Linked DNA regions of Homo sapiens: region 1 is linked to region 2. A link is an interaction called in ENCODE POLR2A ChIA-PET data of the cell type or tissue named here. Cell type or tissue: B cell. All regions are shown on one strand. Each heading gives the region's core, and the rest is flanking DNA. Links, peaks and the distances in the headings are about the cores only. Region 1 overlaps LOC105371334 (a long non-coding RNA gene). Region 2 overlaps IST1 (IST1 factor associated with ESCRT-III).

Region 1 (17,538 bases), core at 7,627-12,626, 290 kb after region 2:
CCTTCCCAGTGATTTTAAGAACTATTTTTTTCTGATTATAAAAATAATACACAGGCTAGGCATGGTGGCTCACACTTGTAATCCCAGCACTTTGGGAGGCTGAGGCGGGAGGATTGCTTGAGCCAAGGAGTTCAAAACCAGCCTGGGCAGCATAGGGAGACCCCTGTCTCTACAAAAAATACAAAAATTAGCTGGGTGTGGTGGTGCACACCTCTAGTCCCAGATACTTGGGAGGTTGAGGTGAGAGGATCGCTTGGGCCCAGGAGGTCAAGGCTATAGTGAGCTGTGATGGCACCCCTGCACTCCAGCCTGGGCAATGGAGTGAGACCCTGTCTCAAAATAATGATAATAACAATAATAATACATGTCCACTTGTAGAACATTTGAAAAGTACAGTCTTTAAGCTTGTTATGTTTTGCCTATGTTTAAATATTTGAGAAAAAATTTTATCCACTTAGTCTAAGGATATTTTTCTCTTAATTGCCTAAAAGTCTGCTCACAAGCAGTCAAAATACTTTAAAGAAATCACAACTTTATTATTATTATTTTTTGAGAGGGAGTCTTCGCTCTTGTTGCCCAGGCTGGAGTGCAGTGGTGCGATCTCGGCTCATTGCAACCTCCACCTCCTGGATTCAAGTGATTCTCCTGCCTCAGCCTCCCGAGTAGCTGGGACTACAGGCATGTGCCACCACGCCTGGCTAATTTTTGTATTTTTAGTAGAGGCGGGGTTTCACTATGTTGGCCAGGCTGGTTTCGAACTCCTGACCTCAGGTGACCTGCCTGCCTTGGCCTCTCAAAGCGTTGGGATTACAGGCGTGAGCCACTATACTGGGCCTCTATGTTTATTTTTTAATGTGTCTGTTATTTGACTGTACCTTGTAGAGTAGGCTGCATGAAAGCGGGGACATATCCTGCTCCCTGATAAATCCCCAGGGCCTCGAACTCCAATGGCACGGAAGACACTTGTTCAATGAATAAGTGACTCTTGAATGAATGGAGGGGAGCCACCCGGGGCCATGTCTCCAGGAAGCCGGCTCAAATTCCTCCAGCTAAAAGTGGTCTTTGGCTCTCTTTAACATCCTGACACTTTGTTTATAGGGTTTTTGTGCTTTGCCCTGTAGCTTTTTTTCTCTCTTTTTTTTTTCTTTGAGATGAAGTCTTGCTCTGTTGCCAGGCTGGAGTGCAGTGGCACGATCTTGGCTCACTGCAACCTCCTTCTCCCTGGTTCAAGTGATTCTCCTGCCTCAGCTTCCTGAGTAGCTGGGACTACAGGCGCACGCCACTACGCCCAGCTAATTTTTGTATTTTTAGTAGAGACAGGGTTTTACCATGTTGGCCAGCATGGTCTCGATCTCTTGACCTCGTGGTCTGCCTGCCTCAGCCTCCCAAAAAGTGCTGGGATTACAGGCATGAGCCACCATGCCCAGGCTTTTTTTCTCCTTTTACTGACACCAGCACTGTGAACCCCAAGCCAACATCTCCAAATCACCTGTAAATGCTCCCCTGTCCCCAAATGCACTCAACCAGGATTTGCTGAATAGATATGGGGATAGATAAATATCAGCTGTGGGCTCTTTAAGAGGGTTTGTTGAAACAGGTGGGACCTGAGGATATCTTCCTGGGAGCCTGAGAAATTTACACACTTAAAAGTCTTTTACAGGTCCAGGCTACATCTTAAATTCTCTACAAACCCTCTGTGGCAGATTGTACTTTCTGAGAAAGGCCACGCCAGCTGGGCGCGGTGGCTCACTCCTGTAATCCCAGCACTTTGGCAGGCCGAGGCGGGCAGATCACCTGAGGTCAGGAGTTGGAGACCAGGCTGACCAACATGGAGAAATCCCGTCTCTACTAAAAATGCAAAATTAGCTGGGCATGGTGACACATGCCTGTAATCCCAGCTACCTGGGAGGCTGAGGCAGGAGAATCTGCTTGAACCCGGGAGGCGGAGGTTGCAGTGAGCCGAGATCGTGCCATTGCACTCCAGCCTGGGCAACAAGAGCGAAACTCCATCTCAAAAAAAAAAAAAAAAAGGCCACACCAATATTTCCAGTTTCACATGCTTTTCCAGAACCTTGCTACTGCCCCATCTAGAGGGGAAGTCAGTGTCCCCACCCTGTGAGCCTGCGCAGGCCCTTGTGACTGCCTGGACAAATAGAATCAAAACCGGCTACATCATTTGTGGGTCCCAGTCAAATGAAAATACGGGGCCCTTGTACAAACATTTATTTAGTTATTTGTTTTGAGACAGGGTCTTGCTATGTTGCTCAGGCTGGAGTGCAGTGGTGTGATCACAGCTCACTGTAGCCTCAAACTCCTGGGCTCAAGTGATCCTCCCACTTCAGCCTTCTGAGTAGCTGCGATTACAGGTGTGCATAATCATCATAGCTGGCTAATTTTTTTTTCAGTTTCTTTTGTGGAGATGAGATCTTGCCATGTTTCCCAGACTGATCTTGAACTCCTGGCCTCAAGCGATCCTCCTGCCTCAGCCTCCCAAAGTGCTGGGATTACAGGTGTGAGTCACTGTGCCTGGCCATCAAATATTATTACGAATTTCCAGGGGGTGAGAGCAGAGCATTAAACCAAGCATGGGGCTCTGTGTGACCACACAGGTCACACGCCCATTAAGCTGGTCCTGAATAGAATGCAGTGGAAGTGATGCTGAGTGATTTTTTGGGCTCATCAACAAAGGTGATACAGCTTCTACCTGGCTCTCTCTGAGGCTGCTCTACCTTGGAACCCAGTCACAATAATGTAAGGAATCCCAGGTGACATAAAAAGGCCATGTATAGGTGTTTCGTTGTCTCTAGCTAAGATCTTAGTCTACAGCCAGCATCAGTCTCGAGACATTAGTGAATGAGCTCTCGAAGCTTCCAGCCCCAGCCATCAGGTGACCCCCAGCCTTTGGGTCTCTCTGCTCAGACCCTAGACATTGTGGCACAGAGACAAGCCCTTCCTACTGTGCCCTTTCCAAATTCCCGACCCACAGAATCCATGAGCATAATAAATGGTTGTCTTATACCTCTAAGTTTGGGAGTGATTTGATACTCAGCAAAAGATAACCAGAATATTTCCCACGACTTCAGCTCATACTGGCCTGTCCTTTTTTGAATTGTTGCAATTTTGGCTCAAAACATGCATTTCATCTGCTGTTCTCAAAATTTGAAAGTATACATTTAATTGGCCGGGTGTGGTGGCTCAAGCCTGTAATCCCAGCACTTTGGGAGACTGAGGTGGGTGGATCATTTGAAGTCAGGAGTTTAAGACCAGCCTGGCCAACATAGTGAAACCCCATCTCTACTAAAAAAAAAAAAAGAAAAAAAAATGCAAAAATTAGCCGGGTATGGTGGCCCACGACTTTAGTCCCCAGCTACTCAGAAGGCTGAGGCAGAAGAATCACTTGAACCCAGGAGACAGAGGTTGCAGTGAGCTGAGATGGCACCACTGCACTCCAGCCTGGGTGACAGAGCGAGACTCTGCCTCAAAAAAAAAAAAAAAAAAAATTCAGTACAATAACATGCTATACAGATTTGCAGTCTAGGAGCAATAGGCCATACCATATAGCCTAGGTGCGTTTAGTAGGCTATACCAAGTAGGTACACTCTGTGTATAAATACACTCTATGATGTTCACACGATGACAAAATCACCAAATGATGCATTTCTCAGAACATACCCCTGACATTAAGCAACGCATGACTGTATTTGTGTAGTGTCTGCACCTCTCTCTGGACTGTCAGCTCCCATAGACTATGCCTTTGCCATTATGCCTGGCACCTGGTAGATGCTCAATAAATAATCATTGGGTAAATAACAAGATCTTGCTCTGTCACCAAGGCTGGTGTGTAGTGGCACAATCATGGCTCACTGTAGCCTTGGCCTCCTGGGCCCAAGCGATTCTCCCGCCTCAGCCTCCTGAGTAGCTGGGACTACAGGCATATGCCACCATGTCTGGCTAAGTTTTTTCTTTTCTTTTCTTTTCTTTTCTTTTTTTTTTGTAGAGAGAGATAGGGTCTTGCTATGTTGCCCAGGCTGGTCTGAAACTCCTGGGCTCAAGCGTTACTCCTGCTTCAGCCTCCCAAACTGCTGAGATTATAGGAGTGAACCACCATGCTTGGAAACATTAGTTCTTACAAATTAATTCTATGTACTCAAGGAGATGACAGGGATCTTTTATTTTCTGTTGCAACTTATAACATCATTAGGTACAGTAAAAGTAAAACAATCCACTGGGTGTGGTGGTGCATGCCTGTAATCCCACCTACTTGGGAGGCTGGGGCAGGAGAATCTCTTGAACCAGGTAGGTGGAGGTTGCAGTGAGCCGAGATCATGCCACTGCACTCCAGCCTGAGCAACAGAGTGAGACTCTGTCTCTAATATGTGTAATTTTTGATAAATTAATCAACCACACAAGTAAGGACGGAGTAAGTAAGGTAGTTGAGAGTTAAAGCCTAGTGAACATCTGATGAGTTTATTTTATTTGTGGAAGAGAAGTTTAGGAACCAATCTTCTGACCTCTCTTTTGCCTTAATTAAAAATATAACACCTTTTGGTTATTCTGCTGTTCTTCCAGGAATCTTCGGACAGACATTATGCATACAGTGGAAAGTTACAAAAAGGGAGTTATTTTCTGAGAAAATCCCCCGAGTAAACTTTAACCAAAGCAAAGAGTGTAAGTGGCAGATGACCAAAGAGTAGAGAATAGGAAAGTACTTGTCACTGGTATATTAAAAATAATTTTCCAAAAAAGAAACTCTCGCCCGGATGTGGTGGCTCAAGCCTGTAATCCCAGCACTTTGAGAGGCCGAGACAGGCAGATTGCTTGAGGTCAGGAGTTCGAGACCAGCCTGGCCAACGTTGTGAAACCCTGTCTCTACTAAAAATACAAAAATTAGCCGGGTTTGGTGGCGTGCGCCTGTAATCCCAGCTACTCAGGAGGCTGAGGTAGGAGAATCACTTGAACCCGGGAGGCGGAGGTTGCAGTGAGCCGAGATCGGGCCACTGCACCGCAGCCTGGGAGAGAGAGCGAGACTCCCATCTCAAAAAAAAAAAAAAAAAAGAAAAAAAGAAAGAAACTCTCACATAGATATAAAATGAACATGTTCAAGATTTTCTTTAACTCAATGATCATTGAAGAAATCAAGCAGATATTACAATAGGTTCAAAAAATAGACCCATTTGTAGACCAGGAATAATGAAATAAATGTGCAAATGGAGGCAAACGGATTTTTTTTTTTACAGAGGGTAAGCAAAATCAATTGACTTTCTACTAGACAGAACATAATTTGCATGTTTATAAACAATAATTTTTTTTTTGCATTGCCAGCAATTAGCTATTTTGTAAAATAGCTCAAAGTCAATGAAAGACTAGAGTCAGATACCCTGGAGGAGTATTCTCTAGACAATGAAGTTTTTCACTGAAGTTCAAGTGGAAAGGCATTGGTTTTCCTCCAGCTGGAAAGGTGAGATATTAAACGGTCTGGGAGCTTTGGGGTTTGGGAAAATCTGGGTTTGAGGCTAGTCCGGAGAAGAAGTAGCGCCTCCCGGTGATTCTGATTCAGCAGGCTGGGAACAGAGCCCGGGCATCTGTGTTTTCGAATAGCTCCATCAGGCACCCTAATTAAGAACCGGTGTGTTAATTTAGCACTCAATATTCCATCCTAAAGGAGAATCTAATGTAAGAATAATCCAAATATTTACCTAAGTTTTTCTTTAAACAAATAAACATTTCTATTGATTTTGGGTACAGGCAATGGCATTTGGGGACAGAGCTGACTTTTCCCATTTGGTTTCTTTGAATGGTTTCTTTCAGCCTTCACTTATGAGGGAGGCAGTCCTTAGGTATGTGGATCAAGGGGGAAATCCTTGCACATTCCCCGCGAGATCTTTTGATTCTCTTCCCCACTCAGCACATCCTGTGCTTGCTGTCAGACCCTAGACTCAAGCTCTGGTGGCAGAGGGGACTTCTGGCTGGGTTAGTTCCTACGCAGGCGCTCTAGGTGGGAAAGGGAGCCTGCAGGGGGCCCAGAGCTGGCCAGCAGGGGGCAGCACAGGCTCAGGCTGGGAGGCGCGGGAGCCCATAGGATGCCGTCTTCCTCAGTTTCGAGAATCCCCTCCCCCGACTCAGCCTGGGTGACCAGAGTTCTCTCATCCAGCTGTGAAACAACGCCTGGAGTTCACTATTTAGGTTCACTAAATAGGTTCACTATTTCCTGAACTTCGCCTAATACACAGGTGAGACTGAGCTTGGGAAATCACTCACCCTCCCTCTGCCCAAAATGCAACCCTCTCGCTTGCAAAATGGGGATAATTGTACCTACTTCATAGGCTTAAATAAGTAATATGCATAACACACTGGAGCAGTGCCTAACATATATTTAAACTACACATGTATTAGCTATTCTTTTATTTTATTTAAAATTTTTTTTAGAGACAGGGGTCTTACTATATTGCCCAGGCTGGTCTTGAACTCCTGGGTTCAAGCCATCCTCCTGCCTCAGCCTCCAAAGTCCTGGGATGACAGGTGTGAGCCCCCGCGCCTGGCCTGTATTAGCTATTGTTATTGCATTGCTACCGCTTATCAGGCACTGTGGATGCCACTGTGATGCAAGGAAGAGAAATAAGATAGCCGTGCTGGCTGAGAGCTCACAGCCTCATGAGAGAGGCAGCTAAGTAAATTCTTTGTGACACTGGGAAGAAAAAGATGAGCATGAGATGTGGGCAGGGTATGGAGGCAGAAGTAACCAAAAGTCTTTGGGAGGCTGAGGCAGGCAGATCATCTGAGGTCAGGAGTTCGAGACCAGCCTGGCCAACATGGAGAAACCTTGTCTCTATTAAAAATACAAAAATTAGCTGGGTGTGGTGGTGTGCGCCTGTGGTCCCAGCTACTCGGGAGGCTGAGGTAGGAGAATCACTTGAATCCAGGAGGTGGAGGTTGCAGTGGGCAGAGATCACCCCACTGCACTCCAGCCTGGGCAACAGAGCAAGACTCTCAAAAAAAAAAAAAAAAAGGAACCAAAAGCAACGAAGGAGTGAAGGGAGAGCATTCCCTTCGCCCTCTGAAGGGTTGCTGAAAATTAACTGACAAAAGGCAGATTAATAGGAGAAATAGAAATTTATTAATGTGTCGGAGAGTCTTACAAAATATAAGATCTCAAAGAAAGGGAAGAGGGTTGTATGCCTTTTTTTTTTTTTTTTTGGAGACAGAGTCTCGCTGCCGCCCAGCCTGGAGTACAATAGTGTGATCTTGGCTCACTGCAACCTTCGCCTCCCAGGTTCAAGCAATTCTCCTGCCTCAGCCTCCAAGTAGCTGGGATTACAGGTGTGTGCCACCAAACCTGACTAATTTTTGTATTTTTAGTAGAGAAGAGGTTTCACGATGTTGGCCAGGCTGATCTCAAACTCCTGACCTCAAATGATCCACTCGCCTTGGCCTCCCAAAGTGCTGGGATTACAGGCGTGAGCCACTGCGCCCGGGCTGGGTTGGCGCGCCCAGGCTGGGTTGGATGCTTTTATACCATCTTGAGGTTACAGGAAGAATAGGGGTTGGACTCTGGCACAACAGACTATGGGAGAGGGAAAGGAGCAGGCCTGGCTAGCGAAGGTAGTCTTGTTATGTAGCTAAAGTTTCACAGGTAACCACTCTCAGAGAGAATAGATATGAATGTTTCTTTCAAACCTTTATTTTTTATTTTTATTTTTTGTAGAGATGGCGGGGGGGGGGTCTCACTATGTTGCCCAGGGTGGTCTCGAACTCATGGGCTCAAGTGATCTGCCAGCCTTGGCCTCCCACACAGCTAACCCCTTTCAAACCTTTAAAGGTATTAGACACTTACTTAACCTTCCCTAGATTTGGACAAAGGAGGGCTTCAGAGAAAGCCTGGCTGCATCAAGGCAGATTTTCTCTATAGATAAAAATCTCTCCCACAAAAGACGGCTTTTCAGCTATTCTTGTATTTCCAGTTCTTCTGAATAGCCAGCTTGAAATGTGTCAAAGAAGTATATTTTGGGGCAAAAGTTTTTCGTTTCCTTTAGTGACTTCCAGGAGAGAGAGTGCTTAAGGAGAGTTTTTAGGAATGAGTAGGACTGTAATCCTTCCTTTTTTTTTTTTTTTTTTTGAGATGGAGTCTTGCTCCATGGTCCAGGCTGGAGTGCAGTGGCAGGATCTCAGCTCACTGCAACCTCTGCCTCCCGGGTTCAAGCAATTCTCCTGCCTCAGCCCCCTGAGTAGCTGAGATTACAGGCATGTGTCACCACACCCAGCTAATTTTTGTATTTTTAGTAGAGATGGGGTTTCACCATGTTGGCCAGGCTGGTCTCGAACTCCTGACCTCAAGTGATCCACCTGCCTCAGCCTCCCAAAGAACTGGGATTACAGGCATGAGCCACCACTCCCGGCCCTGTAATCCTTACGTTTGAACCACAAGGGAAGAAGTAAAGGGAAAAAAGGCAGAAGAGGGAGGCAGGGGTCAGATTATAAGAAGCCTGCAAAGCCAGGCATATGCAGTTAGTCATTTCTCCTACTCTTCTCACCCAAGACACAGTCTGACTCCTTCCTGGCAACCTGAAAATGATCTGTCTAAGATCATTGACATCTTCCAAACACAAATGACACGTTTCAATCTTGAACTTACTCAGCTTCTCTGTAATAAAAATTTTACAGCTACCAGTAGCAGCTGACATTCATTGAGAACCTGACATTCACCGAGTATTTTGAGCATCTGTAGTTCATTGAATATTTATTTGACCATCAGTGACTCATTGTTCTCAGGCAATGAGTCACTGATCGTGTATTCTCTCTGGGTCTGTGGTCTCCAAGCAGGTGCACACAACCTCTCAATGTGGTGAAGGGAAAAAATCCTAGACCTCTATTTAATCTGGAAATATTGTCTTTTTGGGAATCTCTTTTTCTGTATCTGATTTATAATGTAAATGGTATGTTAATACAGCAGTTCATAGATATAATTTATAAATACATGTGTTCATGTTGGGGTTAGGTTTGAGAGTACAGGCTGTATGGAGCCACCAGAGATGGCTTTTAATCAGAGAAGTACCTCAGTCAAATTTGTTATAAAAATAACATTCCAGGCCAGGCACGGTGGCTCATGCCTATAATTCCAGCACTTTGGGAGGCCAACGCGGGCGGACCACAAGGTCAGGGGTTTGAGACCAGCCTGGCCAACATGGTGAAACCCCGTCTCTACTAAAAATATGAAAATTAGCCGGGCGTGTTGGCACGCACCTGTAGTCCCAGCTACTCAGGAGGCTGAGGCAGGAGAATCGCTTGAATCTGGGAGGCAGAGGTTGCAGTGAGCCTAGATGGCGCCATTGCACTCCAGCCTGGGCGACACAGCAAGACTCCGTCTCAAAACAAAAAAACCAAAAAGCATTTCAGGCTAAGCGTGGCGGCTCATGCCTGTAACCGCAACACTTCGGGAGGACAGAGCAGAATGATTGCTGGAGACCAGTCTGGGCTACATAGGCAGACCCCTATCTGTTAAAAAAAATTTTTTAGCCGGGTGTGGTGGTGTGTGTCTGTAGTCTCAGCTACTTGGGAGGCTGAGGTGGGATGATCATTTGAGCCCAGGATGTCGAGGCTGCAGTGAGTCATGATTGCACCACTGCACTCCAGTCTGGGCGACAGAGTGAGACTCTATCTCAAAAAAGAAAAATAAAAAATAAATAACATTCCAAAATATTCTGGAGGGAGAGCAGGTCCCAGCTGAGGCCTAGGGAGGGAGAAAAAGTGAACGTGAAAGATATTAAGGGTGATTACCTTAGCAAGAAGGAGCAGGTGATCAATAGCATTAAATGAGAACAGTGAGTTACTGATGATTCAATAATGAACTACAAATGCTGAAAATATTCTCTACCACACTGCGGATCAGAAATTCAAGAGCGGCTTGACTGTGGGTTTGTGAGTCTCCCTCGACATTACAGCCAAGAGGTTGTCAGGGACTGCAGTCATTTAGGCTTTAATGGGGCTTATTCTGTGGAAGGGCTGTGTATGCAAAGTAACCCCCAAACACAGAAGGAGCGGAGAAACTAAAGAACAAGGCAGGTGAATCCAGTTTGTCAGTAGAGGATGAATTATTGGGGAATTTACAGGTGGAAGTGTGGTCTTGGACGGCAGCAACATAGGTAGATCACTGTACCGTTACTTCCCAGAGGGTTTATACGCCAGAGGGAAGGGGTGTACATGCCTGCCGTATAGACGCAATTAAAGGAATTAAAGGCAGCCCTCCAGAACAGGCAAGAATGCTATGTGTGTCACAGCCTATAATTTGCACGATAACTTCAAGGTTGCTTTGGCTTAAAGGGAGGATTTATAGTGAGTACATATTCTTACATAAAGGGCAGTAAACAACGTTGGAATCAGGAGGCACTCCTGGGGACTGGGGTTAATCAGAAGTCAGCATGGTGGATTAGCATCCAAGATGGAGACACCTGAGTCTTCACAGGGCTTGAGGATCTCCTCCAAAGCTGGCTTGCCCAAGGTGAGCCTCTCCACAGGGCTGCTGTGGTGTCAGCATAATATGGCAGCTGCCTTTTCCCAGAGCAAGAGAGCCAAGAGACCAAGATGGAAACTTAATGCCTTTAAAAAAAAAACGATATTTTTTTTGAGATGGAGTTTTTGCTCTGTCTCCCAGGCTGGAGTGCAGTGGCGCAATCTTGGCTCATTGCAACCTCTGCCTCCCAGGTTCAAGTGATTCTCCTGCCTTAGCCTCCCGAGTACTTGGGATTACAGGTGTGCACCACCATGTCTGGCTAATTTTTGTATAATTAGTAGAGACAGGCTTTTGCCATATTGGCCAGGCTGGTCTCGAACTCCTGGCCTCAAGTGATCCACCCGCCTCGGCCTCCCCAAGTTCTGGGATTATGGGTGTGAGCCACCGTGTCCAGCCTGCAATGCCTTTTTTGAGTTTTACCTTGGAAGCCACATGCTATTAGTTCCACAGTATTCTATTGGTCACACAAGCCAGCCCTGGAATGTGGGAGGAACACAGCAAGGTCTAAATTACAGAAGGCAAGGGTCATTGGGACTGTCTTGGAGACTGGTATCCCAAATGGGAATTATAGCTTTTTTTTTTTTTTGAGACAGAGTTTTGCTTTTGTCGCCCAGGCTGGAGTGCAATGGCACGATCTTGGCTCACTGCAACCTCTGCCTCCCAGGTTCAAGCGATTCTCCTGCCTTAGCCTACCCGGTAGCTGGGATTACAGGCGCCTGCCACCATGCCCAGCTAATTTTTGTATTTTTAATAGAGATGGGTTTTCGCCATGTTGGCCAGGCTGGTCTTGAACTCCTGACCTCAGGTGATCCACCCACCTTGGCCTCCCAAAGTGCTGGGATTACAGGCGTGAGCCACTGCACCCGGCCCTTTTTTTTTTTTTTTTTTTGAGATGAAGTTGATGTTGCACTATGTTGCCCAGGTTGGTCTCAAGCAGTTCTCCCGCCTCAGCCTCCCGAGTAGCTGGGATTACAGGCACATGCCATGGCACCCAGCTTTATCACTCTTCTTCTGATATATAATATCCTTAAGAATTTTCCCTTTGGCTTAGGATTGCCTTGGCGATGCGGGCTCTTTTTTGGTTCCATATGAACTTTCAAGTAGTTTTTTCCAATTCTGTGAAGAAAGTCATTGGTGGCTTTATGGGGATGGCATTGAATCTGTAAATTACCTTGGGCACTATGGCCATTTTCACGATATTGATTCTTCCTATCCATGAGCAAGGAATGTTCTTCCATTTGTTTGTATCCTCTTTTATTTCCTTGAGCAGTGGTTTGTAGTTCTCCTTGAAGAGGTCCTTCACATCCCTTGTAAGTTGGATTCCTAGGTATTTTATTCTCTTTGAAGCAATTGTGAATGGGAGTTCACCCATGATTTGGCTCTCTGTTTGTCTGTTGTTGGTGTATAAGAATGCCTGTGATTTTTGTACATTGATTTTGTATCCTGAGACTTTGCTGAAGTTGCTTATCAGCTTAAGGAGATTTTGGGCTGAGACAATGGGGTTTTCTAGATATACAATCATGTCATCTGCAAACAGGGACAATTTGACTTCCTCTTTTCCTAATTGAATACCCTTTATTTCCTTCTCCTGCCTAATTGCCCTGGCCAGAACTTCCAACACTATGTTGAATAGGAGTGGTGAGAGAGGGCATCCCGGTCTTGTGCCAGTTTTCAAAGGGAACGCTTCCAGTTTTTGCCCATTCAGTATGATATTGGCTGTGGGTTTGTCATAGACAGCTCTTATTATTTTGAAATACGTCCCATCAATACCTAATTTATTGAGAGTTTTTAGCATGAAGCATTGTTGAATTTTGTCAAAGGCTTTTTCTGCATCTATTGAGATAATCATGTGGTTTTTGTCTTTGGCTCTGTTTATATGCTGGATTACATTTATTGATTTGCGTATATTGAACCAGCCTTGCACCCCATGGATGAAGCCCACTTGATCATGGTGGATAAGCTTTTTGATGTGCTGCTGGATTCGTTTTGCCAGTATTTTACTGAGGATTTTTGCATCAATGTTCATCAAGGATATTGGTCTAAAATTCTCTTTTTTGGTTGTGTCTCTGTCAGGCTTTGGTATCAGAATGATGCTGGCCTCATAAAATGAGTTAGGGAGGATTCCCTCTTTTTCTATTGATTGGAATAGTTTCAGAAGGAATGGTACCAGTTCCTCCTTGTACCTCTGGTAGAATTCGGCTGTGAATCCATCTGGTCCTGGACTCTTTTTGGTTGGTAAACTATTAATTATTGCCACAATTTCAGCTCCTGTTATTGGTCTATTCAGAGATTCAACTTCTTTCTGGTTTAGTCTTGGGAGAGTGTATGTGTCGAGGAATTTATCCATTTCTTCTAGATTTTCTAGTTTATTTGCGTAGAGGTGTTTGTAGTATTCTCTGATGGTAGTTTGTATTTCTGTGGGATCGGTGGTGATATCCCCTAAGCCAAAAGAACAAAGCTGGAGGCATCACACTACCTGACTTCAAACTATACTACAAGGCTACAGTAACCAAAACAGCATGGTACTGGTACCAAAACAGAGATATAGATCAATGGAACAGAACAGAGCCCTCAGAAATAATGCCACATATCTACAACTATCTGATCTTTGACAAACCTGAGAAAAACAAGCAATGGGGAAAGGATTCCCTATTTAATAAATGGTGCTGGGAAAACTGGCTAGCCATATGTAGAAAGCTGAAACTGGATCCCTTCCTTACACCTTATACAAAGATCAATTCAAGATGGATTAAAGACTTAAACGTTAGACCTAAAACCATAAAAACCCTAGAAGAAAACCTAGGCATTACCATTCAGGACATAGGCATGGGCAAGGACTTCATGTCCAAAACACCAAAAGCAATGGCAACAAAAGACAAAATTGACAAATGGGATCTAATTAAACTAAAGAGCTTCTGCACAGCAAAAGAAACTACCATCAGAGTGAACAGGCAACCTACAAAATGGGAGAAAATTTTCACAACCTACTCATCTGACAAAGGGCTAATATCCAGAATCTACAATGAACTCAAACAAATTTACAAGAAAAAAACAAACAACCCCATCAAAAAGTGGGCGAAGGACATGAACAGACACTTCTCAAAAGAAGACATTTATGCAGCCAAAAAACACATGAAAAAATGCTCATCATCACTGGCCATCAGAGAAATGCAAATCAAAACCACAATGAGATACCATCTCACACCAGTTAGAATGGCAATCATTAAAAAGTCAGGAAACAACAGGTGCTGGAGAGGATGTGGAGAAATAGGAACACTTTTACACTGTTGGTGGGACTGTAAACTAGTTCAACCATTGTGGAAGTCAGTGTGGCGATTCCTCAGGGATCTAGAACTAGAAATACCATTTGACCCAGCCATCCCATTACTGGGTATATACCCAAAGGACTATAAATCATGCTGCTATAAAGACACATGCACACGTATGTTTATTGCGGCATTATTCACAATAGCAAAGACTTGGAACCAACCCAAATGTCCAACAATGATAGACTGGATTAAGAAAATGTGGCACATATACACCATGGAATACTATGCAGCCATAAAAATGATGAGTTCATGTCCTTTGTAGGGACATGGATGAAATTGGAAATCATCATTCTCAGTAAACTATCGCAAGAACAAAAAACCAAACACCACATATTCTCACTCATAGGTGGGAATTGAACAATGAGATCACATGGACACAGGAAGGGGAATATCACACTCTGGGGACTGTGGTGGGGTGGGGGGAGGGGGGAGGGATAGCATTGGGAGATATACATAATGCTAGATGACGAGTTAGTGGGTGCAGCGCACCAGCATGGCACATGTATACATATGTAACTAACCTGCACAATGTGCACATGTACCCTAAAACTTAAAGTATAATAAAAAAAAAAAAAAGAATTTTCCCAGATTGTGACGCCTTTTTCAAAGCATCCCTTGTTTTCAGAAAAGGTCTATAAAATCATGTATATATATTAATTTTATTTATTTATTTTTTTAGACAGAGTCTCAGTCTGTCACCCAGGCTGGAGTGCAATGGTAGAATCTTGGCTCACTGCAACCTCCGCCTCCTGGGTTCAAGTTATTCTCCTGTCTCAGCCTCCTGAGTAGCTGGGATTACAGGTGCACACCACCACGTACAGCTAATTTTTGTATTTTTAGTAGAGACAGAATTTTGCCATGTTGGTCAGGCTGGTCTCAAACTCCTGTCCTCAAGCAATACACCCATCTTGGCTTCCCAAACAGCTGGGATTACAGGAGTGAGCCAGTACTCCTAGCCTTATTAATTTTAAAAGTAATGTAATAATGTAAAAAATAACCCCTCCTCTAACTATGTACTATTTTCATTTTTGCATATCCTATAAAGGCTTTGTCTGCAAAAATATTATTTACATTTTATTTATTATTATTATTATTATTATTTTGAGACAGAGTCTCGCTCTGCCACCCAGGCTGGAGTGCAGTGGCGCAATTTTGGCTCACTGCAAGCTCTGCCTCCCGGGTTCATGCCATTCTCCTGCCTCACCCTCTCCAAGTAGCTGGGACTACAGGTGCCCGCCACCACGCCTGGATACTTTCTTGTATTTTCAGTAGAGACGGGGTTTCTCCATGTTGGTGGGGCTGGTCTCGAACTCCCAACCTCAGGTGATCCTCCCGCCTCGGCCTCCCAAAGTGCTGGGATTACAGGCATGAGCCACCGCGCCTGGCCTTCTATGCACTGATCTTTACTGCATTATCTTACATATTTCTCAAAAACTCTGTGAAATAGGAAGATGATGATGATGATGATTATTATTATTTTGAGAGCAAGAGGGATCTCGCTATTTTGCCAAAGCTTATCTTGAACTCCTGGGCTCAAGCAGTCTTCCTGCCTCAGCTTCCCGAGTAGCTAGGATTGCAGGCACACGCCACCATGCCCAGCTCAAAGTAGGAAAATTATTATCTTCGTTTTGCGGGTGAGGAAGTGGAAGTTAAGTAACTCATCCAAGGTCACAGTTGACTTAAGTGGTAGATACTGGATTCAAAATCTGGGTTTCTCTAATACTGAAGTCCAGGATTTTAAACACTATAGACCAAAGATTTATTTCCACGCCATTTATTTTTTAGGATACATTCTCAAGAGTAAAATTCCTGGACCGAAGAATAGAGATCTTTTTTTTTTTTTGAGACGGAGTCTTGCTCTGTCACCCAGGCTGGAGTGCAGTGGTACCATCTCGGCTCACTGCAAGCTCCACCTCCTGCGTTCACGCCGTTCTCCTGCCTCAGCCTCCTGAGTAGCTGGGACTTCAGGCGCCCGCCACCATGCCCGGCTAATTTTTTGGATTTTTAGTAGAGATGGAGTTTCACCGTGTTAGCCAGGATGGTCTTGATCTCCTGATCTCTTGATCTGCCTGCTTCGGCTTCCCAAAGTGCTGGGATTACAGGCATGAGCCACTGCGCCCGGCTGAGATCTTTTTGTGTCACAATGTGTTTTGCCACTTTGTTTTTCCAAACAAAGAGAACTGTTGTGGCCTACATCTGAAACATAGCCATAGCAGATTGGAGTCCTGTGTAGTTATTTGTCTCTCTTCTGGGCCTCTCCACGGTTTGAGGACTGCACAGTGCCCTCTGAACATCGTTCTGTTTTCTGTCATAGCACCCATGGATGAAGTCCAGGAGGTGCTGGAGAAAACTGCAGTTCTCTAGACCTGAAGAGGTCAGTGATGACACATGGACAGTCCTTGCCAAGGAACGGCACCTGCATCAGCCCATCTGTGGGCCTGGGCGACCTTCTGCACACTGATGTTCGCTGTGTGCCCTATCCTGCTCTCATGCCCCGCCTCTCCCAATCGTACCTTGGTGTTGGTGATTCCCAACGTGGGTTTCACAATCTCCCAAGGAAGGTGGATGAAAGCAAGAAGCAGGCTAGGACCAAGGAGGGTGGAACTCTGGAACTCTGACTCTAAGAGCCAGTTTCCAGTACAGTCTGGACACAAACAAAGAGTGCTGTTCACCACGTTGAGACTTCTCCATTCAGCATCTTTTCCTTCTCTGGGAATGCATGTCACCCCCAGCAGGCTGCAGTCTTTACCTCCACATCCCCTATCCCCCAGAATTTGCTCCAAGTTAACTTTCACACAGAGGAACAAATGATCTATTTCTTTTTTTCTGTTTCTTAATTTTTTTTTTTAATTTAGAGACAGGGTCTTGCTCCGTGGCCGAGGCTGGAGTGCAGCGGTATGATCATAGCTCACTGCAGCCTCAAACTCTCGGGCTCAAGCCATCCTCCCACCTTGGCCTCCCAAGCAGCCAGGACAATCTGCAGGTGCTAATTTTTAATTTTTTTTGTTTATTTATGTTTTTTTAAAAATTTTTATTTATTTATTTATTTTTTTGAGTCAGCCTCACTCAGGCTGGAGTGCAGTGGCGTGATCTCAGCTCACTGCAACCTCTGCCTCCCGGGTTCAAGTGATTCTCCTGCCTCAGCCTCTGGAGTAGCTGGGATTATAGGCACATGCCACCATATCCAACTTATTTTTGTATTTTTTTTGTAGAGACGAGGTTTCACCATGTTGGCCAGGCTGGAGCAAAAAGTTTTTTGTTTTTTATTTTTTTGAGATGGAATCTTGCTCTGTCGCCCAGGCTGGAGTGCAGTGGCGCGATCTCGGCTCGCTGCAAGCTCCGCCTCCCAGGTTCACGCCATTCCTCTTGCCTCAGCCTCCCGAGTAGCTGGGACTCCAGGCACCCGCCACCACACCCGGCTAATTTTTTTGTATTTTTAGTAGAGACGGGGTTTCACCGTGTTAGCCAGGATGGTCTCGATCTCGTGGCCTCGTGATCCACCCGCCTCGGCCTCCCGAAGTGCTGGGATTACAGGCGTGAGTTACTGCACCCAGCCTGGAGTAAAAAGTTTTAAGCAAGGATGAAGGAGAGAAATGTGACATGATCAGAAAATACTTTGGGATGATATTACTCTGACTGCAATACGGAGAACAGGTTAGGATGAGGGAAGATTACCAAGGAGGCGATTACACATAGTTCTGCCAA
Region 2 (5,000 bases), core at 1-5,000:
TATACTTCTAGATGAACTGCTTGGAGGTCAAAGAGAAAGCTTCAAGTGAAAAAAATTTTTTAAAGGTTTGTACTGAAAAAAAAAATATATATATGTAACGAATTTGTGGGATGTAGCTAAGGCAGTGCTTAGAGAAAAAATTATATCATTAAGGTTTTAATTAGAAAAGAAGAGGCCAGGCTCAGTGGTTCACACCTGTAATTCCAGCACTTTGGGAGGCCAAGGGGAGAGGATCACTTGAGGCCAGGAGTTTGAGACCAGCTTGGACAATGTAGCAAGACCCCATTCTCTACAAAAAAATTAAAACATTAGCAGGGCATGGTGGCACACACCTGGAGTCCCAGCTACTTGCAAGGCTGAGGCAGTGAGCACGAGAGTTTGAGGAGGCAGTGAGCTATGATCATGCCCACTGCACTCTAGGCTGGACAACAGAGCAAGACTCTGTCTCTCCAGAAAAAAGGTCTCAAATTACTAATCTAAGCTTCCACATTAAGGAACCAGAAAAAGAGCAAAATCAAACCAAAGTAAGCAAAAACAACAAAAAGAAAGCAAAAATCAATGAAATAGAAGAAAAAATAGAAAAAAAATCAAGGAAACTAAATGCTGATTCTTCAAAACGATTTTTTAAAAACTGACATACCTATATAACAAACTCACAAAGAAAAGGAACATATAAACATATAAATTATCAGTATCAGCGATGAAAGGGTGAATATCACTACAGATTCTAAAGACTTTTAAAGGCGATATTATAACCAACATATATCTATAAATTCAACAATTAAATGAAATAAACAAATCCCTCAGAAACTCAAATTTACTAAATTTGACACAAAGAAATAGAAAATATAGCTGCACTAGATCTATTACAAAAATTGAATCTAGGCTGGGCGCGGTGGCTTACGCCTATAATCCCAGCACTTTGGGAAGCCGAGGCGGGCAGATTACTTGTGGTCAAGAGTTCGAAACCAGGTTGGCCAACATGGTGAAACCCCATCTCTACTAAAAATACAAAAATTAGCCAGGCGTGGTGGCAGGCATCTGTAATCCCAGCTACTCGGGAGGCTGAGGCAGAAGAATTGCTTGAACCCAGGAGGTGGAGGTTGCAGTGAGCCGAGATCACACCACTGCATTCCAGCCTGGATGACAGAGCCAGACTTTGTCTCAAAAAAAAAACAATTAAATCTAAAATTAAGAACCATTCCCAAAGAAAATCCAGGCCCAGGTGGCTTCTCTGGCAAATTCTATCAAACATCTGAGGAAAATCAGTACTAATATTACATGAACCTTCACACCTCTTGGGCTGGTATGAGAATTAAGTGAAAATTTGTAAAGAAATTAGCACATTGTGTTATATGTACACAGTAAGCACCATGTAAACATTTGTTAAATAAATTCCAGTCAATGGACCCATATTTTAAAAAGTCTTAGCTCTTCATCTAAAGATTAGCTAGCCTCTTTTGTGTGTTTTATGTTAAAATAAGATGTTTAAGGCATGCTTTATATCTTTTTCCCTCGGTTTAACAATTCTGATTAATCTGTTTCAATCTCACTGCAAGACAACTGTTTCTTACATACTGCCTAGAACGGTATGTCACCCACACACTGCCTAGCACAGTGTTTTGTACAAAGCTGTCGCTCATGTATTATGTTAATTAGTAGAAAATTTAATTAAAAACCACATGCTTTTAAAAAAATTCTACAAATTTACATAATCTAGTTTTGTTTTAGAATTAAGGAAAGAAAAGCAATTTGCTAAACTATTTTGTTAAGTACTGAGGATTTTTCAACTCCTATTCAACAGATCCCCATTTTACGAAGAAACTAATCATTAAAGACAATGACAGTAAACCACAAAAGTAGTAACTAAAGGATATATCCTAAATGATTACCAGTACATTAAATAAATCAGACTAAAAACGAATTTAAAGCAAAAGACTACGCAGGGCGCGGTGGCTCACACCTGTAATCCCAGCACTTTGGGAGGCCGAGGTGGGTGGATCACGAGGTCAGGAGATCGAGACCATTCTGGCTAACGCAGTGAAACCCCATCTCTACTAAAAACACAAAAAATTAGCTGGGTGTGGTGATGGGTGCCTGTAGTCCCAGCTATTTGGGAGGGTGAGGCAGGAGAATGGCGTGAACCCGGGAGGTGGAGCTTGCAGTGAGCCGAGATCGTGCTACTGCACTCCAGCCTGGGCGACAGAGCAAGATTCCGTCTCAAAAAAAAAGAAAAAAAACCAAAAGACTGACTTAATTACTATCTCAGAATTTGAACCTGTTTCCAAAGCTAAACATAACATAAACTTTGTTATCCTGTATGATTAGGAACATTAATTTTGGAAATAATAACCTAAAAGTTAATAAAATATTCTAGTCAACATTTACTATTCATATATACATTAACAAACATAAACAAATTTTTATACATATGTGATTATATACACATCACATACTAACATTGTCCAGTAAGTAATCTAAAATTCTTTTTGTGATTCAGACGTTACTCTAAAATCACTGTGCTTCAACATCTTTACTGTCATTCACTCACTCACCAAATATTTATTGAGTGCTATTCTATTAAGCACTGTGCTAAGCCACTGTCTACAACAGACATTCAAATGAGAGCTTCCCTAGCCTTCAAGGGGCTCACAATCAAATGGGTATAGCTGACATAAAAACAACTATAAGACAAGTAAGCAATTATAACATAAACTCTAAAAAATGGTTATGAACTAGTGACCACAATCCTAGTTCTCGGTATTCTGTTTATATACATATATACTTATCTTTATTAGTGTAACACCATTATTTTTATTAGTGTCACACATGGATCAGCAGCCCAATCCTTCACTTTACTCCAATTCTTAACACTGGCATAGCAAACCCATCTAGTTCCTCTTTTATCACTCAGCTCGCTGAGACTTCGCGAGCTAGTTAGCCTCCCCATCCTGAATAAGCAAAGTAAAACCATGGACTGAGTCCTTCCTCTTAGGATATCTGGAGGAGGAAAAGAATCAGAACTGCTGCCCAAAATAGTGAAGCTGCCCAGAAGTAGTGATCCTGAAAGCTCTATTCAAAGTAGTAGCAGCTAAAAGTAGCCAAAAAAAAAAAAAAAAAAAAAAAGACTTCCTAAGGGAGTAAACTCAGTGTTTGTAGCTCTAAAAGTACGAAGTGAGGAGGGGAGAGAGCAAGGTCAAGACTGGCTACAGACACTCCAATACGTACAAAAGCTTTTGGTTTTGACGTGTGTTATTTTATTTATTCTGATCTTTTTTTTTTTTTTTGAGACCGAGTTTCACTCTTGTTGCCCAGGCTGGAATGCAATGGTGCGATTTCAGCCTACTGCAACCTCCACCTCCCAGGTCCAAGCGATTCTCCTGCCTCAACCTCCCAGGTAGCTAGGATTACAGGTGTCTGCCATCACGCCCAGCTAATTTTTTTTTTTTTTTTTTTTGAGACAGAGTCTTGTTCTGTCGCCGAGGCTAGAGTGCAGTGGCGCAATCTTGGCTCACTACTACCTCTGCCTCAGCCTCCCGAGTAGCTGGGACTACAGGCACCCACCACCATACCCAGCTAATTTTTTATATTTTTAGTAGAGACAGGGTTTCACCGTGTTAGCCAGGATGGTCTCGATCTCCTGACCTTGTGATCCACCCGCCTCGGCCTCCCGAAGTGCTGGGATTACAGGCGTTAGCCACCATGCCCGGCTGTTCGCCCAGCTAATTTTTTCTATTTTTAGTAGAGACAGGGTTTCACCATGTTGGCTAGGCTGGTCTCAAACTCCTGACCTCAGGTGATCCACCCGCCTCGGCCTCCCAGAGTGCTGGGATTACAGGTATGAGCCACCACTCCCAGCCTGAGGTTTCTTTTGTTGTTGTTCTTATAAAAGAAGTAATTTGAACAAATTTTGGTATGACCACTGTATCGCAGTTATGAAGATGTGATGTTAGAGTAGAAACAGACACAATGAGGTGCTAGGACACATTTCCAAGATAATACAGCCCAATTCCTTTATCTTTTTAAAAATTTTTATTAGCAGAGATGGGGCCTTGCTATGTTGCCCAGGCTGGTCTCCCAACTCTTGGGCTCAGCAATCCTCCCGCCTCAACCTCCCGAAGTGCTGGGATTACAGGCATGAGCCGCCACACCTGGTGGTCCAATTCCTTTAGAAGCATTACATGTACAAGTGGCACAAAGTTCACTGTGTATTTTCACACTATAATAAAATCTTCACTGGTCAAACTAAGACTGAAAATTAATTTAAAAAAAAAACTGTAAGATCAACAGCATCATGTGTTATTCACAAGAAAATAAGGCTTCAGAATTCAGAGACCATCAAAATTTTCTTGAAGGAGCTATAAATACTGAAATGCACAGGCATAAAGAAAGTATCTTCATCTTGTTCTCAATAAAATTGAGATAAAAACATTATGGGAAATTCATTGGGTCTTTTACCAAGAGTGTTTCTTTTTTTTTTTTTTTTTTTGAGATAGAGGCTTGCTCTGCTGCCCAGGCTGGAGTGCAGCGGTGCCATCTCGGCTCACTGCAATCTCCGCCTCCTAGGTTCAAGTGATTCTCCTGCCTCAGCCTCCCGAGTAGCTGGGAGAACAGGCACCCCGCTAATTTTTTTATTTTTAGTAGCGACGAGGTTTCGCCATGTTGACCAGGCTGGTCTCCAACGCCTGATGTCCTGATCTGCCCGCCTTGGCCTCCCAAAGTGCTGGGATTACAGGCGTGAGCCACCACTCCTGGCCTCAGTGTTTCCTTTTTTGTTTTTTTTTTTTTTTTAAGACAGAGTCTCACTCTGTGGCCCAAGCTGGATCTTGGCTCACTGCAACCTCCACCTCCTGGGTTCAAGCAATTCTCCTGCCTCAGCCTCCCAAGTATTACAGGCGCCCGCCACCATGCCCAACTAATTTTTGTATTTACAGTAGAGAGGGGGTTTCACCATGTTGGCCAGGCTGGTCTTGAACTCCTAACCTCACATGATCCGTTCA

Evidence for each region. ChIA-PET counts read pairs that join two places held together with the same protein. Peaks named below come from ENCODE experiments on the same cell type or tissue, not always from the same donor. Only the 100,000 strongest peaks of a DNase experiment are listed, where the experiment ranks them.
Region 1: POLR2A ChIA-PET joins it to region 2 with 7 read pairs; 3 of 35 experiments call an interaction of 5 or more read pairs at or near these places.

Annotation. Positions count from the first base shown.
Region 1 is chr16:71,599,694-71,617,231 of GRCh38, reverse strand. It overlaps LOC105371334 (a long non-coding RNA gene), which reads left to right. Exons shown (of 3, transcript XR_933717.2): 2 at 5,323-5,458. Among named protein-coding and RNA genes, the nearest start is that of MARVELD3, 18 kb to the left of the region's middle. RefSeq lists a silencer at 9,209-9,258. In B cell, for the core only: CTCF peaks have their summits at 9,141 and 9,341; no DNase peak of the experiment used is centred there.
Region 2 is chr16:71,898,454-71,903,453 of GRCh38, reverse strand. All of the region lies in intron 1 of IST1 (IST1 factor associated with ESCRT-III), which reads right to left. Among named protein-coding and RNA genes, the nearest start is that of IST1, 5.4 kb to the right of the region's middle. In B cell, for the core only: no CTCF peak of the experiment used is centred there; a DNase peak (open chromatin) is centred at 2,933; H3K4me3 peaks cover 518 bases; H3K27ac peaks cover 3,494 bases.